Linked DNA regions of Homo sapiens: region 2 is linked to region 1. Evidence: chromatin loops called from intact Hi-C (ENCODE). Cell type or tissue: gastrocnemius medialis. All regions are shown on one strand. Each heading gives the region's core, and the rest is flanking DNA. Links, peaks and the distances in the headings are about the cores only.

What was found. Peaks named below come from ENCODE experiments on the same cell type or tissue, not always from the same donor. Only the 100,000 strongest peaks of a DNase experiment are listed, where the experiment ranks them.
Region 2: a loop joins it to region 1, with 8 times the contacts of the local background. A loop is called at or near these places in 70 of 110 quality-filtered maps.

The regions. Positions count from the first base shown.
Region 1 is chr9:105,605,823-105,614,162 of GRCh38, forward strand. It overlaps FKTN (fukutin), which reads left to right. Exons shown (of 11, transcript NM_001079802.2): 7 at 1,997-2,129. Among named protein-coding and RNA genes, the nearest start is that of FKTN-AS1, 52 kb to the left of the region's middle. In gastrocnemius medialis, for the core only: a CTCF peak has its summit at 3,385 (motif pointing right); no DNase peak of the experiment used is centred there.
Region 2 is chr9:105,708,412-105,716,751 of GRCh38, forward strand. The region is part of intron 2 of TMEM38B (transmembrane protein 38B); the gene reads left to right. It overlaps LOC107987107 (a long non-coding RNA gene), which reads right to left and starts at 3,571. Exons shown (of 4, transcript XR_001746868.2): 1 at 3,458-3,571. It also overlaps the pseudogene LOC100421293. RefSeq lists silencers at 5,097-5,391, 5,763-5,963 and an enhancer at 5,097-5,391. In gastrocnemius medialis, for the core only: no CTCF peak of the experiment used is centred there; DNase peaks (open chromatin) are centred at 2,413 and 3,700; H3K4me3 peaks cover 3,225 bases; H3K27ac peaks cover 4,365 bases.

The DNA.
Region 1 (8,340 bases), core at 216-8,215:
GTATTTGCTAGGACAACAAGGTGACTATAGTAAAAAATAATTGTACATTTTAAAATAACTAAAAGTATACTTGGATTGTTTAATACAAAGGATAAATGCTTGAGGTGATAGATACCCCATTTACTCTGATGTGATTATTATGCATTGCATGCTTGTATCAAAATATTGCATGTAACCCATAAGTATACACACCTACTATGTACCTACAAAAATTGAAAATACAAAAGTGAAAGTAAATTCTATTATTACTTTTATAAAAAGTTCAAACACATGCTAAATTATGTTCATGGATGTATACCCTTATAGTAAAAGTATTAAGAAGGCTAAGCAAGACGTACCAAAAAAGACTAGATAGAGGACACAGAGAACTACAGGGAAACTGGAAGAATTTTATTTCTGTGGTGGAGACTTTGGTGTTTACTTTATAATTCATTATTTTGTGCCTTTATGTTATGCACTTTCCTATATATTTTTTAAAACCATGTGCAAAAATTTATCTTTGGCTATCTCAATAATAAAAATATTTCTTGTGAGAAACAGTTATTTGAAGGAACTCATGTAAAATTTGATTAGCTATAGTTTATAATATTAACAATTACAGGATTAAAAACATTCTTGAAGTTATACTTGGAGTATGAAGTTTCTAACCTAGAATTGTTCCTTTTATTCTCCTTTTGAAATCAGCGATAATGATGTTACAGTCTACTTTGAATAGCAGAATCTGATGTAAAGGTAGCAGTAAATATTTGTAAGGATTTTCACATTAAAAACTCCTTCTTAGTAACTTCCAGTGAGATAATTCTTATCTGTTACACTTGAGAAGTGTAAGAGTATGTTTATTCTTGCCTTCTTTTAAAAATATATATATATATTATATATATATGTTTTCTCTCTATCTGGAATCATGTGAGATTGCCTTCTTATTAGTACTTAAAGTCACATATTTGAGAATGACTGAAAAAGGTATTCGAAACTGAAGTCTTCTATATTTTTTGTGTATGAAAAGTCGGAACTTTTCTGAACCAAGCCATATTTTCAAAATGACCAAAAAAAATGAGTAGAGATGGAGAACAATACTTTGTTTTTATTATTGGCTTCTCTTATTTTAATCAAAAATCTTAATACTCACTGTTCTCTTACCACTTTTTTGCCTGTTTTTTTCTTATTCTGTATTTCAAATGACCTTCTTTAGGGAGACATTATCTTTTAGTTTTTTAAAGCTTTGTGAATTTATTTCAAAATTTAATAACTTAGTAAAGTTCAAAATTGTGAGTTACTTATTAAACATAAACATGTGACAATAGATAAAAGCTATCTCTACATTGTAAAATTTTATATGAGTAGGAATGGAAAACTCTCAAATAATATTTTTAGAGTATGGGATCCAAAATACATAAGATAGATTTGCAGATTAGCATTTTACCCATTAATGAGATTCTCAGGCCATTGTAATTAACTTGTGTGTCTTAAGTGTTAAAAACATTTACTTCTCTAAAAGTAAACTGATAATTAAAAATTATGTCACAAAATTTTTGTTTCTGCTTAAAATGCCAAGTGTGTATGAACAAGTACAAATATATTAATATATAAATACATTAACCAAAATAATTAAAACTCAACTGTTTGATGTCAGATTTTTCAAGGTCTTATTAAAATTGCTAATTGATATCTGACATAATTGATGAAACTATGCTTGATGTTTAGGTATTTTGCTAATGTTTGATATTTGTAAGAGGCTGCCAGTATTCTGGGTTAAATCCTTTTAATAAATCTTTTATTATTATTATTATTATTTTTAAATTTTACTTTAAGTAGTGGGACACATGTACTGAACGTGCAGGTTTGTTACATAGGTATACATGTGCCATGGTAGTTTGCTGCACCTATCAACCTGTTATCTAGGTTTTAAGCTCTGCACGCATTAGGTATTTGTCCTAATGTTCTCCCTCCCTGTTTCCCCCACCCCTCATTAATAAATCTTAACTTTTGTTTTCAGGCCAGAGTTACAGCAAGTTACTGTTGATGGACTGGAAGTTCTCATTCCAAAGGATCCAATGCACTTTGTAGAAGAAGTACCACACTCTAGGTTTATTGAGTGTAGGTATAAAGAAGCTCGAGCATTCTTTCAGGTTAGAGACAACCAAATGTGTACTTTTAAATTAAAGAAAATGTTGGGATTATTTTTAATATTTGAGGGTGGTAAGATGAAGGGGCTTATGGAAAATAGAAAAGTAAACATCCTTTTTTGATATGTCTCTTTTCTTCTAGATTGTTTTCTTTCAGTTTTTTTTAGAAGTAGATTAAAAATTAACCTTAAGAAACTATTTTCTAAGTCAATAGGTTGATATTTATTTATTGTTTTATTTGAATAACTTTAATAGATTTAGCACTGGCTTCTGCCTTAAGATAGCCCATTAACTTTGTGAAAGGTGGTGTATTCTCAGTCCAAGTAGGATAAAGCCACTATAGAAGATGGACCATGTAGATTTAGAAAAGACTTCATGAAAATACAGTTTGTTTCAGAGTTGGCATTGAATATAATTTTTTTTGCATTTATGAAGGTTTTTGAAGATAAATGCTACACAAAGACCAGGTGCTTTTAAAACTTTATTCTCTTGCTGCAGCTTTCAATTCAATACACATTTATTGTGTTCCGCAGGCTTCTGGCCCTGGGGATATAAAGATGATTTTGAAAGGCATGAAAGTTCAGCTCTAAGAGATGACATGAAACACAGAGATACAGTGAAAACAGGCAAATTTACAGTGGGGTTTTGGTACCTGAATTCTTTCACTTGCCCTTTATTTTCTGGGGTTCCCTGCCAAGAAAGCTGTGTCCACGAGGGATACGAAAATGAAGTATATAACTGTCAAGTGCCCAAGACCCACAAATCTGAGGTTTCTCTAATACAGTGTACTGGCACCTAAAGCTGAGGCCTGACAGCCCAAGTGGGCCTTCGTAGCCCTATTTCCTTAAGTCATTGTGGAGCTGTGAAATTTATGCAGCCAGCCTCATGAATAAAAAGCTGAAAAACCACATGTGTGGATGGGCCTACTCTAGTAGAAAAGTGCTGCCTGACATATGCCTACCACATAATAACAGGAAGTAGAAGAGATGGAGTTTTGTGCTTAAACTTGACCGCTCTTCCTGTCCTAAGGGAGTTTGCTGTGGTTGTCATCTCTATTATAGCAATTATCACAGTGAATTATGAATATCTGTCTTGTCCTCTTATCAAATTTTATGAACTTCTTGATAACAGGAGTGTTCTTTTATTTACCTGTGTTGGCCCAGTATCTACTGTACCTGGCATAAAGAAAAGATCCAGTAGGGTCAGTTTTCAAATTAAAGTGAACATACATGTATTTGAACACTTGATGGCGCCAAACAGTCTTAAATGTAATGCTTGGTGTAAAGCAATAAATTAATCTAATAGACCTCATCAAGCAGCCGCCTTTCTTTTTTTAAAATAATTTTTAAAAAGCAATTTTAAATACATAAAAGCTGCAAGTACAGTACCGATAACTTTTTTTTTTCTGAACCACTTGGGAGTAAGATGTTGACCACAACTTCAAAAAATTTAGTATTTTTTTAAAAATAGGAACATTCTCTACATGTCCTAATATGAAAGTTAGGAAATTAGCACATACATTTTTACCATTTAATCCCTATTCAATTTTTGTCAGTTGTCCCAATAATAACCTTTGTAATAAAAAGATTCGATTCAGAATCACATGTTGTCTTAATTTTCCTGTCTCTTTAGTCTTCTTCAGTCTGGGACAGTTTCTCAGTTCTTTTATTACTTTCATGACTAATACTTTGGAAGATTACAAGCCAGATGTTTTGTGCAGTGTCCCTCATTTGGGGTTTGTCCGGGGGTTCCTCATGTTAGATTTAGGTTATACTTCTTTAGAAGGTATAGAAGTGGTGCTGTGTTCTCATTACATCTCACTGGGCACTGCATAATTTTGATTTATCCCATTACTGTTGATATTCACATTGTTCACCTGATTAAAGTGCTGTCTGAAACTTCGTATCTTTACCACTATGAAGTTTCTGTTTTTCCCTTTATAATAATAAGCATCTGGCAAGAAGTTACTTTAAAACTATGTAAATATTGTTTTCCTCATTACATTTTCAATTTATTTGTTCATATCAATATAAATAAATTCATGGTTTCCTATTTTACCCTATGGGTTATAGTCAATTATTTTCATTATTTATTTTGATCTTCAGATTGTTCCATATTTGGCCAGTAGAAACTCCTTCATAATGCTTTCTGTGTCCTTTTGACTTGTCTCCGTTGTTTTTTGAACACTTTAGTACTTTTTGGCACTATAAAATATTCTGGGTTCATCTTACAATTTTCATACCTCCACCCTGGGATCAGCCATTTCTTTAAGTCCTGTTTCCTTTTAGAAGCCAAGACCTGGATGCCAGGTGTACCCATTGCTATTTGGGTTTTGCTGCAGAGAGTTTCTCTCAGTGAACAGGGGTAGGGTGTATATGTCTGTGTGTATTTATTTCTGTATCTATCTATTGAAACCTCTGAATTCACATTGACATCTCCAGTCCGGTTAAAAGTTCCAATTAAACAACAGAGTTCATTTCCATATTTGCGACTCCCTTTTCAAATCGTGAGAAATCTGACTCCCATTGACCTTAATGTTTACTTAGTTGTTCAGTCTCCCTGTATGTAACCTATCTTCCAACACATGTCCTCCCCTCCCTACCCCCTGTTCTTCTCACCCTACCTGGGCACTGCTATCCTCTGCTGGGCTGCACACACGTAGAGGCATTCTTCTTACCCTGTTCAGGCTCTGACTTCCCACACCTGGCTGCTGTTCTGCAGAGAGGCTTTCCTCACCCTGCTTGGGCTCTGACTCCCCACACTGGACACTCTCCTACTCTCTTCATGTGGATGTCCTCATTACCTGCCTAGGCTCTGATACCCCGTATCAGGCAATCCCTTTGCACAAAAACCTTTCTTGCTCTGCCCCATCTAATGGTTTTAGTATCGAATAGTTCAGGAAGGGCGGGAGACTTTATTTACTTTTAATTATTTTCTCAATCTACCATGAAGTTCAAAAACTAGAATAATATACCTTTTCCTGAATTTGATTTTGTTTTAGCAAAAACCATCACAAGATAATTAATGAGCTCCAGGCTGTTGAATATCAGTGAAAAACCAAAAGGAAAGTTGGAAATACCTGTACACCTGGCCTAGGAATATCTAGATAACAATATTTTTATTTTATTTCTACTAATTTGCTCTAAGATTTTGGGCAAATTTCTGAGCCTTGGTTTCCTCATCTACAATAAGAGTTGGTACCTTCTGTCATCTTATTCTTTGATATAAGGTTTGTGCTTTTGGATTCCACGATTCTTCTTGGGCTTTGTGTCCCCGTTCATTGGCTGAACAGGAAAAATTAAATAAACATGATATTTAAAGTAGGATATTAATTTTGTCTTTTTTTAGAGGTATAGTAATCCTGAGATTTGTACTTGGGATTTATTTTTATTTGTTTACTTATTTATTTTATTTTTAACTTGTAAGTTCAGGGGTACAAGTGCAAGTTTGTTACATAGGTAAACTTGTGTTGTGGGGGTTTGTTGTACAGATTATTTCACCACCCAAGTATTAAGCCTAGTACCTATTAGTTATTTTTCCTGGTCCTCTTTCTCCTCCCACCCTCCAAAAGAACCCATTGTGTGTTGTTCCCCTCTATGCGTCCATGTGTTCTCATCATTTAGCTCCCACTTATAAAAACATGAAGTATTAGGTTTTCTGTTCCTGTGTTAGTTTGCTAAAGATAATGGCCTTCAGCTCCATCCATGTCCCTGCAAAGAACATGATCTTGTTCTTTTTTATGGCTGCATAGTATTCCATGGTGTATATATACTACATTTTATTTATCCAGTCTATCATTGATGAGCATTTAGATTGATTCCATGCCTTTGCTATTGTGAATAGTGCTGCAGGGAACACACACATGTATGTGTCTTTATAAGAGAATGAATGATTTATATTCCTTTCAGTATATACCTGATAATGGAATTGCTGGGTCAAACAGTATTTCTGTCTTTAGGTCATTGAGGAATCACCACACTGTCTTCCACAATGGTTGAACTAATTTACACTCCCACCAACCGTGTATAAGTGTTCCTTTTTCTCCACAACCTCACCAATATCTGGGGTTTATTTTATTTTATTTTATTTTATTTTATTAGTTTTTTTTTACTTGTTATAGTAGCCACTCTGACTGGTATTAGATAGTATCGTATTGTTTTTTATTGCATTTTCTAATGATCAGTGATGTTGAACTTTTTTCATATGATTGTTGGCCACATGTATGTCTTTTGAAAAGTGTCTGTTCGTGTCCTTCACCCACTTTTTAATGGGGTTGTTTGGTTTTTTCCTTGAAAATTTGTTTAAGTTCCTGATAGATGCTGGATATTAGACCTAATAGTTAAGGTTTGCAAACCATAGTTTGCAAAAATGCTCTCCCATTCCATAGGTTATATGTTTACTCTGTTGATAGTTTCTTTTGCTGTGCAGAAGCTCTTTATTTTAATTAGATCCTATTTGTCAGTTTTTGCTTTTGTTGCAATTTCTTTTGGCATCTTCATGAAATTTTTGCCTGTGCCTGTGTCCTAAATGGTATTGCCTGGGTTATCTTCCAGGGTTTTATAGTTTTGGGTTTTACATTTAAGTCTTTAATCTATCTTGTACAGGATATTTTTAAATGAAAAAAGTATGTATACTATAATTTTTAAAATTTATAGCAGATGTTTAAGGTATATAGCTCTATGCATGTATGCACTTTAACACATACAAGGATCAGTTCTGAGAAATGGAATTTCTGGCTGGGCGCCATGGCTCACGCCTGTAATCCTAGCACTTTGGGAGGCCAAGGCGGGTGGATTGCCTGAGCTCAGGAGTTTGAGACCAGCCTGGGCAACATGGCGAAACCCCGGCTCTACAAAACACACAAAAATTAGCTGGACATGGTGGTGTGCACTTGTAATCCCAGCTACTTGGAAGGCTGAGGTAGAAGAATCACTTGAACCCAGGAGGTGGAGGTTGCAGTGAGCCAAGATCATGCCCCTAAATTCCAGCCTGGGCAACAGAGAGAGGAGACTTTGTCTCCAAAAAAAAAAAGAAATGGAATTTCTGAGAGTGTCATGTTAAGAAAAGTAGATTGGGGTGGGAATATGTCCATATGGGAGCAGTACCAGCAGCAGGTAACTATCAGACCTGATGTTTTTGTAGAGCACAAATTTTTCATATTTGCTGTTTAGTCCTTTCAGTCACTCTGTGTAATAAGGCAAGGATTCTTTTAACAGGTAAGAAAATTGATGTTTCAAGATGTCAGTTACATGGTCATCATTGGTTGAGCATGGACTAAATCCTAGGTCTCCACCTCTTAACTCCAGGCTTTTCCTACTACAACAAGCATTATAACATGTATCTCTCATTCCAGTCATTTATTGTAAGAGCACTTATGGCTTTGAGGAAAGGGATGTATTCAAATTGAAGGGATCCTGTGTAATTTGTATATTCTGTAGACAGTGACTTATCTGCAAGAAATTCTTCTTACTGAAGGTAGGGTACTTTTTGCTTAAGATTCATATAGTCCATCCAGGATCTATATTCTTTCCTACTATATTGTAAAAGAATTACAGGATATTTTAGGATGTTGCAGGCCTGGGAGGGGCTTAGTCAATCATTTATTCATTTGCCCATTCATCAGTATGTGTTTTTCAGATATTATGTGCCAGGCACCATTCTAAACCTGTAGATACAGTGATGAAGAGATGTAGTACTTGCCCTCAGGGAACTATCTTTACAGTCTAGTGGAGGGAATATAAAATTGATGATTAGGAATAAATATGATATGAATTATAGTAAAAGTATTTACAAGTGGTAACTATTATAAGCTTGTTAAGGAAAAAGATAATTCATTTGTCTTTGTATATCTAGAACCAAACATAATTCTTTGCTCTATAAATGTTGAATAGAAACACTTCCTGAATAGGAACATTGGAAGAATAAATACATATGTCTTCCTGGGAAAACTGGGGAATGTTTTGCAGAGGTTGGAGCTGAGACTTGAAAGATTTTATTGATCAGGGCCATATCAGACAAAGGAAACAAGTGCGGAGGCTTGAAAAGTTGTGGTGTATTTGAGGAGTTACAAGTTATTGTGGTATATTTGGGGGTTTACAAGTTATAAGATGAAGTGTGAGGAGATGCAGATGAGGCTGGACCCCAGTAGTCAGGAACCAGAACACAGTGTTTATGTCCACCAGGACAAGAAGTTTAGATTTTGTCCCACAGGTAG
Region 2 (8,340 bases), core at 122-8,121, 100 kb after region 1:
ATTTTGAAGGAGAATCCTGAAACCAGTCCCCTACAGATACTGAGGGACAACTTAAGTTAGAACATGTCACTCATGTGCTCAGTAATTTCTTATCTTATTAAGAACAATATCCCAAACTTTTACCATGGCCTGTAAAACCCTGCAAAATACTCGCTTTCACTTTCTTTTATGTAACGTCTTACAACTCTATTCTTGCTCAGTTTGCTCTAGTCACATGAGCTTTGCTATTTCTTGAATGTTCCAACGTAAGGTATTCTTCTACCTCAATGCCTTTGTACTTTCTTTCTTCTCTTTGTAATCTTTTTTTCCTCAGAAGTCTCATATTTTGTTTTATCAGAGAGGCCTTCCCTGACTAAAGTAGCACCTCCTCTCCCATGACTATCACATCATCCTTCTTTATTTTTCTTCTTAGAATTATTGCTATCCAACATGTTATCTGTTGATTTTTTTTTTTATGTTGCTCTAACTATACTGGAATAATAGCCCATCAGAGAGTGAGCCATCATGCCTGGCCCCTGGCTAATGTTTAAAATTTTTATATTTGTTGAGATGAGGTCTCACTATGTTTCCCACGTTGGCTATTTTTTTTTTTTTTACTGTCAAAGTTATTTATTCACTATACATAGAACATGTCCCCTATAAAATGTACATGTAAATCACTAAAAAGTAAAATTTGGTGAACATTTTCTCAATTACAGAACATACTACATCAGTTGGGATAATAGCTGTCTACCTTAAAATAATCTAATTATAGCACCCAGTCTCGTTTATATCTAATGCAAAGTTAAATACTTATTTTGGGGGTTATTTCCTAGTATGTGTTTGGTGAGGCTGAGTAAACAATTTAATATAACTCCAGTATATTACAGTCACTGCACAATAAATCAGTTTATTACAGATTAAAACAAATCATTTTTTAATTATTTGTAATAATGGGATCAGACAAACACGGGATAATTTTAAATGGCATATAACCACACAATTACTTATCTTTGATAGTATATTGGGTTCTATAATTATATTAAGATATGAATGGTGTAAAATATTGTAACGAATAATACATCTCAAACAAGACAATTAGGCCATACTGTAATCATTCACTAGATTGTACCCAGTAGACATTTACTGAATAAGGGAATTATCTACTTTTCTCCTCAATTAACCAGTACAATGTTTTGCCCACAGTGTCAGCACTCAATAAATATTTGCTGAACATACTGACTAGGATAGAGGTGAGAAGAGATGGGCCCTCTTAGCTGGATGTCGAATATAATTGGAATTTACCTGGGAAGGAGAGTAGTTAAGGAAGATGTAAACTGCATGTGGTGTACAAGTAAATAAACGCAGATGCCAACAAAGCCAATGATTAAGCAGAAAACACTGACACCAAAATAAACAAAGGCAAGATTTGCCAATAATGGCGAAAATGGAACTTTTATATTGGACCATAACTTTTCCCACCTAAATCAGTTTGAGGCAGACCAACAGAGGCACTGTAAGAGACTACGGCTGTCTTCCTTGATATTCAGACATCCTAGTTTCCAATAATTTATTATGGACCTATTACCCATGAATCAATATACGCTTATTCATATTTAGGGATTAGTTTCCGCAAGTACAAAGTTGAATGTCCTTTTATTTGTCCTAAAATGCTTACTTTCAAACTTGAGGGGACTTCAATTATTCCATGTAGTTTTCGATAACATTCTTTTATCTTTTCAGACCAGAGTCAAAATATTTGTACAGTATTCATACTGCAGCACCTTCCACACACCCCTTTGTCACTTGAACTGCCCTTCTTTGGTTCTTTTTCCACTTTCAGATCTTTCTTGAAGTCTAGTAAGCACAACTGTACTGGATATTCCAGCTACAGTTTGGTCTGTCATTGTCGGAATGGCTTCTGCTACTCTGTGGTCTTCCAGCCAGTCTATTTCTAGGATTATATGATCTTCTATAGTTGTTATGAAAAGACTGACTTCATGATCTCCTTCTTTCATAACTTCGGCTTCTAGGACGTCTGTATCTGTCATAATCATCATAGCGTGAAGAACTGTACATATTCCTCCCTTCCTTGGCTTTCATCTGATTTGGTGTCTTCCGATCCCCCTGGGCAAACTGTATTTCAATCTGCCCTCCACAAATCCACTTTCTGTCCAAATTATATAAAGTGTCTTCAGCATCAGGAACACCCTCAAATTGAACAGAAGCAAATCCTCTCTTGGATGGTGAGTGTGGAAATCAAGTGGAACATACACATCAACTATAGGATCATAACGACCAAATTCACACCGTAAATCTTCAGACCTGGTGTCGTTGGCTATGTTCCTGACAAACAGAGACATGTTGGGGAGACGGCAGGTAGCGGGACATGAAGGCTGCGTGTCTCCACTGGGTGCACTAACGGGCCCAGCAAACCGTCCATGGCTCTGGCTGCCAAGCCTCAGACACACACAGCCAGAGGGCTCCGCTATGGCAACCGCCTCTTTTCCTGAGACTTCACTCCCACCTCCACTGCCCACCTCCTACCTCTGCGCAAAGCTGGGACCACGGTGGTTCTTTCCCGCAAGATCACCAGGCAGCTGGTGATTTTTTTAAATGCAAAATTTCAAGTAATACTGAATTAGTTACAAAAAGTATTTATAAAGTTATGCAAAATAGAATTGTGATATAATGAAGTTATATATCCATCATTTAGATTAGGAAAAAAATTGTCACTTAAATAAATCTTTGTATTAAAAAGTGAAAATAGCTGGGCACGGTAGCTCAGGCGTGTAATCCCAGCACTTTGGGAGGCCGAGGTGGGCGGATCACCTGAGGTCAGGAGTTCGAAACCAGCCTGGCCAACATGGTGAAACCCTGTCTCTACTAAAATTACAAAAATTAGCTGAGCGTGGTGGCCTGTGCCTGTAGTCCCAGCTACTTGGGAGGCTGAGGCAGGAGAACAGCTTGAACCTGGGAGGTGGGGGTTGCAGTGAACCGAGATCGTGCCACTGCACTCCAGCCTGAGTAACAGACCTAGACTCTGTCTCAAAAAAAAAGAAAAGAAAAGAAAAAGGAAAATACAGAAAACCACAAAGCCAAACATAAGACCTAATGAATTATTATAAGGTACATCCTTGTAACCACTACCCAAATCAAGAAATACAACTTTGCGCCTGGGACAGTTGCTCATGCCTGTAATCCCAGCACTTTGGGAGGCTGAGGCATCGCTTGAGCCCAGGAGTTCGAACAACTGGTAAAACCTGGTCTCTACCAAAAATTAGCTGAGTGTCGTGACGCATGCCTGTAGTCCCAGCTATTTGGAAGGCTGAAGTGGGAGAATCACCTGAACCCTGGAAGTCGAGGCTGCAGTGAGCTGTGATTGCACCACTGCACTCCAGCCTGCACGTAGGAGTGAGACCCTGTCTCCAAAAAAAAAAAAAAAAGATAAGAAAAGAAATACAACTTTGTCACTTACCTCCTTACCTTAGAAGTCCTTTTTGTGTGTCCCATTCCAATCCTAACCCCCTTCTCTCTCTTTTTTTTCTGGAGACGGAGTCTTGCTCTGTTGCCCAGGTTGGAGTGGAGTGGCTCTCGGCTCACTGCAATTTCTGCCTCCCAGGTTCAAGCAGTTCTTCTGCCTCAGCCTGAGTAGCTGGGACTAAAGGTGCATGAAACTATGCCCAGCTAATTTTTCTATTTTTAGTGCAGCCGGGGTTTCACCACGTTGGCCAGGCTGGTCTCGAATTCCTGAGCTCAAGTGACCTGCCTGCATTGGCCTCCCAAGGTGCTGGGATTACAGGCTTGAGCCACTGTGCCCGACCGACTTCCCACTTTAAATAACCATTATGATAACATACCAGTATCCTGACTTTTATGGTAATCACTTTTTTGAATATTTTAATAATTTTATCACTCAGTGCTTATCCTTAGATACTATAGTTTAGTCATGCCTATTCAAAAATTTCATTTGTTTCTTAAGCTTTTTAAAAAAATGGTTAACCCTTAATTTCTTTCTTTTCCTTAAACTTTATCTGTTGAAGAACCAGAGCCAGTCGATTTGCAGTTTTCCATAGTCCAGAGTTTGCTGATTGCATAATCATGGTATAGATCATTATATTCTTCTGTTCTTTGTGTTTCCTCACAGTTGGAAGATTGATGCAGAATCCAAATCAGATTTAGGCTAGATCCCTTTACCAAGACTTCTAAGAGGTCCCATTTTGTGACATTAGCACCCTTTTACATTTAGTGCCTATTAATTAGAAATTGCAAAATGAAGATAGTCTAGTTTTATCTTTTCTTCTTATTTATTAGTTGGAATATTACTATAAATGATGACAGCCGCAGGCCATCTGGTGTGGCTGCTGCCATCATGTCAGCTGCTTCAGGGAGGGCACAGGGAGAAGGCGGACAGCCCCACACCCCCCACAGCCCACCAGCCACCCTTGGGGTCTCCACGATGGGGCTGGGCCAGGCTGGTTCCTGCACCGGCCAAGGGGGAGCTTCAGGTCGCCCCTGAGCTTTGGGGCCACAAAGGGAGCTTGCATGGCAATGTTGCCCCTGTCCTGGATGCCAGCCCAGGCCCAGTGAGGACCTGGAGCCCCCACCCTAGGCTGTGAGGGGACTTGGCCCAGTGCCATGCACCACGGAGCAGAGGGAGCTGGGGACATGCGGGAGCCCTGCCCCTTCCAAGTTGGTGGGGCTGGAGCTCCCCAGGTGCAACTGCAGCTGCCCAAGTCATGGCTGCAACCCAGGCACCCCTCTGCTCTTGGGAGCCAGGAGTAGGCAGTAGAGGGCAGGGCTGCAGCCTTCAAGTAGTGGCTGCAATCCCTGACCTGCCGCTCCACGGAGCAGGCAGGATCCCCACTCCAAACCCCTCCCCGACAGCTGCAGCCCCCCAAACCGGGGCTGCAGACCCAGGCATACCTGCACTCTTGTGGGGTCTGGGAAGGGCCCCCTTGCTGTTGCAGGCTTGGAGGTGCCTGCTCCCGCTGCCTGGCCTCTCCCCAATCTTGGAGCAAGGTTGGGGCTGGGTTGGGGCTGAGCCTAGGCGCTGTCACAGCCTGGCTGGGTGTGCCATTGCTTGGGGCAGTGCTGACGTGCCAGCCCCCTGCCACCTTGGCCCCCTCTGGACTTTGGGTGCTGAAGAGTGCGGGAGGGGAAACTGAGGGGTGGCTGAGGGTGGCCAGGCGCTGGCCTGCAGGTGCCCCTTGGTGCCAACAGCCTGGACATGATGGATGACGTGGGAGGCAGACAGGCTTCTTGGTGGAAGGGGGCGGGTTCCCAGTGAAGCCCCACCTTCAGGCTTGGGCAGGTCTGAAGCCTGGAGCTGGGCTGCCAGTCCTGCCACCAGAGGCGGAACTCATAGTGCCTTTTCCTGGGCCCACCCATGGCTTCCCATGGCTGCTCATGGACAAATCAGCATGCATTTCTCTCCTCTGAGGCCCATAAAAGCTCTGGGCTCAGCCAGGGCAGGGCAGAGTAGGAAGAGTTGACTGGCCAGTTGCAGAGAGGACCTACCCTCTTTGGGGCCACCTCTGCTGAGAGCTGTAGACATGGGGATGACCAGCTGCAGGGAGGAGCTACCCTGTCTGCTGAGAGCTGAGCACGGAGGAGTTACCCTCTCTGCAGGGCCTCCTCTCTGCTGAGAGCTGCAGATGTGGGGATGACCAGCTGCAGAGAGGAGCTACCCTCTCTGTTGAGAGCCGAGCACTTGTTGGGATGACCTGCCTACAAACCGCAGAGAGGAGCCTCCTCCCTGCTGAGAGCTGCAGAGACAATGGGAGGACCTGCTTGCAGAGAGGAGCCACCCACCTTCCTCTCAGCTGACAGCTGCACACTCAACAGGATGACCTGCCTACAAAGAGGAGCTACCCACTGTGGGTCTTCTCTGAGCTGCTCTAACACTAAACAAAGCTTCTCTTTGTCTTGCTCACCCTCCACTTGTCTGAATACTTCATTCTTCCTGGACGCAGGACAAGAGCTTGGTCAAGGGTGCCACCAGCCACAAAGGTTTCTGCCCAGAAAAGTGACATCCCAAAGATCCCAAAATACAAATAGATACTTCCTGTTTATCATCTATTTGGAAACCAGCTATACAGTTCATACTGGAAAGGTAATGCTTGGTTCTTTCCCTTCATTTACCAGTTTTCAGTATAATGAACTGGATGTCTGTCATTGTCTAAAGATACCAGCTTAAATAAAATAATTATGAGCTCATGGACTAACTATATTTCATTGGTTTCAATAAAATTTCAGTTATTTTCATATCGAAGCTCAAATTATCCCATCTTCAGCCAGTGGAAGCCTCTTCAGATAGACTCCTGAGACAGATTTTGAATTAGTTTACTTTCTACCTGGTGTTGTAAGATTCATTGTGTGCTTTTCTTCTGGAATCACTTGTTTCTCTAAGACGTTCTGGTTTCTTTTGGTGAGCAATGGCATTTCAAGACCACAATTTGAGTGCTAGAGACGCTCACTGTTATTGGGTTGATCATTATGTCTAGGCCTTTTTAGTGAACAGAGCTAGGAAAAATGAAGATAAAATAACTCATGACTTTATATTCATATTTCTAATTCAAATTCAGGACCATATAGCTTTTTAAAATTTTTTCCCTGTTACATATATATCTCCTTTCTTCCACCCTAAGAATTTGGTTTCTTAAGGACATAGGATGTGATTAAATTAATATATTCTAACATTACTGATTTTTTTCTGTATTATGCACACAGTAGTCTTAGAGTAATGTTAAAGACTACCAAAGAAATGATTACAGAAAATTATTATTGCATATGTTCTATTAATTCTCCCATTTTAACAATAAATGTACTATTTTACACTGTCATTTTAAATATATTACTCCATTTTCTTCTGGCTTAAAGCACTGCTGTGAAAGTCTGGTGATCTTTTAATTTTCTTTCTCTTTTAAGATCTTTTTTTTCTAGATCCCTAAAGATTTATTTTTTCATTAAGGTCCAGTCATTTAAATAAAATATCTTGGTGTTCGTTGTTGTGCGACAGTATTCTCTTCTACATGGTGTGTTCTTTTTGGTACCTACACTTTTTTTTAATTGAGAAAGTAATACTAGTATTTGTATTCTTCCTTTGCATTGGTTAAGAACTCTTATTATTGGTATATTGGCTCTTCTTTGCCTTTCTTCAAGGATTTTTTAAAAATCTATATTTCTAAAAAAATTAACCTGCTTTTCACTTGTTTTTCTCTTTTCTCTTTTCTCCTGCTGTTTCTTTGAAGACACTATCTGTTATGTTTCTCTTTGTGTTTTCTGGTTTGTTTTTTATTTTGGAAATGATTTTTTTTCTTTTATCTCTTACTCTCTCCTGAGTGTTGAATCTTTGGTTCTCAGTTTTGCTTATTCTTATGTGTGTTCTTTTATGTCTTACATGACTTTCTTAATGTCTTTAGCTTGTTTTGAAATCATAGTTTACAGTTTTGATCTGTTTTGTTTGCACATTTTCCTGAGTGCTTACATTGTCTATAGGGATTTATTCTGCTTATTTTTTTTCTTGTAATAACTTTGTATAGGATTTGATCTTGATACTTTTGGTCATTTTTATATGAAATTGGCTTTCATAAACTTGCAGAATGTGGTGGAAATATTTTCTTGACTTCACAGAGCTCCTGCTTTTGTTTTTATGTAGTGTTCAAAAGATGAGGACCTGCTTTTTGATATTTCTTGGATCTCTTACCTTCCTTGGCTTGGTGTGGACCTTTTCTTTCTTCTGTTCTATTCTGCTCAGGTTTGATTCTTCCCAGTTTCTTCTCAGTGTGGGGAGCTCAGGCTTGATTCTTCTCAGTTTCTTCTCAGTGTGGGGCTTATTATAGAAGAGAGCCCTGGTGGGTCAGTTTCAAAAGCTTAAAGCTCAGAGGGACTAAATTGTTCCAACCCTTTCAGAACTTCTTATCATGGGCTCTTTGTCTTATCTGGTATTAGAGATGCCAGAACCTCTGTCAGTTGTAGCATTTGTGTGTGTGTGTGTGTATATTTCCAAATGAGTCTGCTCTGCTTTCCAGTGAATACCCGTTAGCTATTTTGGTATGATTTTGGTCTTAAGTTCATCAGTTGCCACCTTGTTGCTTTCTTCTTTCTGCCAAGTAGTACAGTGTTGTGGGTGTTAGTGATTTTTCTCTACCCACTTGCATTTTGGGGTTTGAGGGGATACCTTGTCACATAGTTTTGTTGTAAGTACAGTTGACCCTTGAACAACATGAATTTGAACTGTGTGAATCCACTTATGTGCAGATTTTCTTCTGCCTCTGCCACCCCTGAGATAGCAAGACCAATCCCTCCTCCTCGTCAGCCTACTCTTTGTGAAGATGAAGAAGAATGGAGACTTTCATG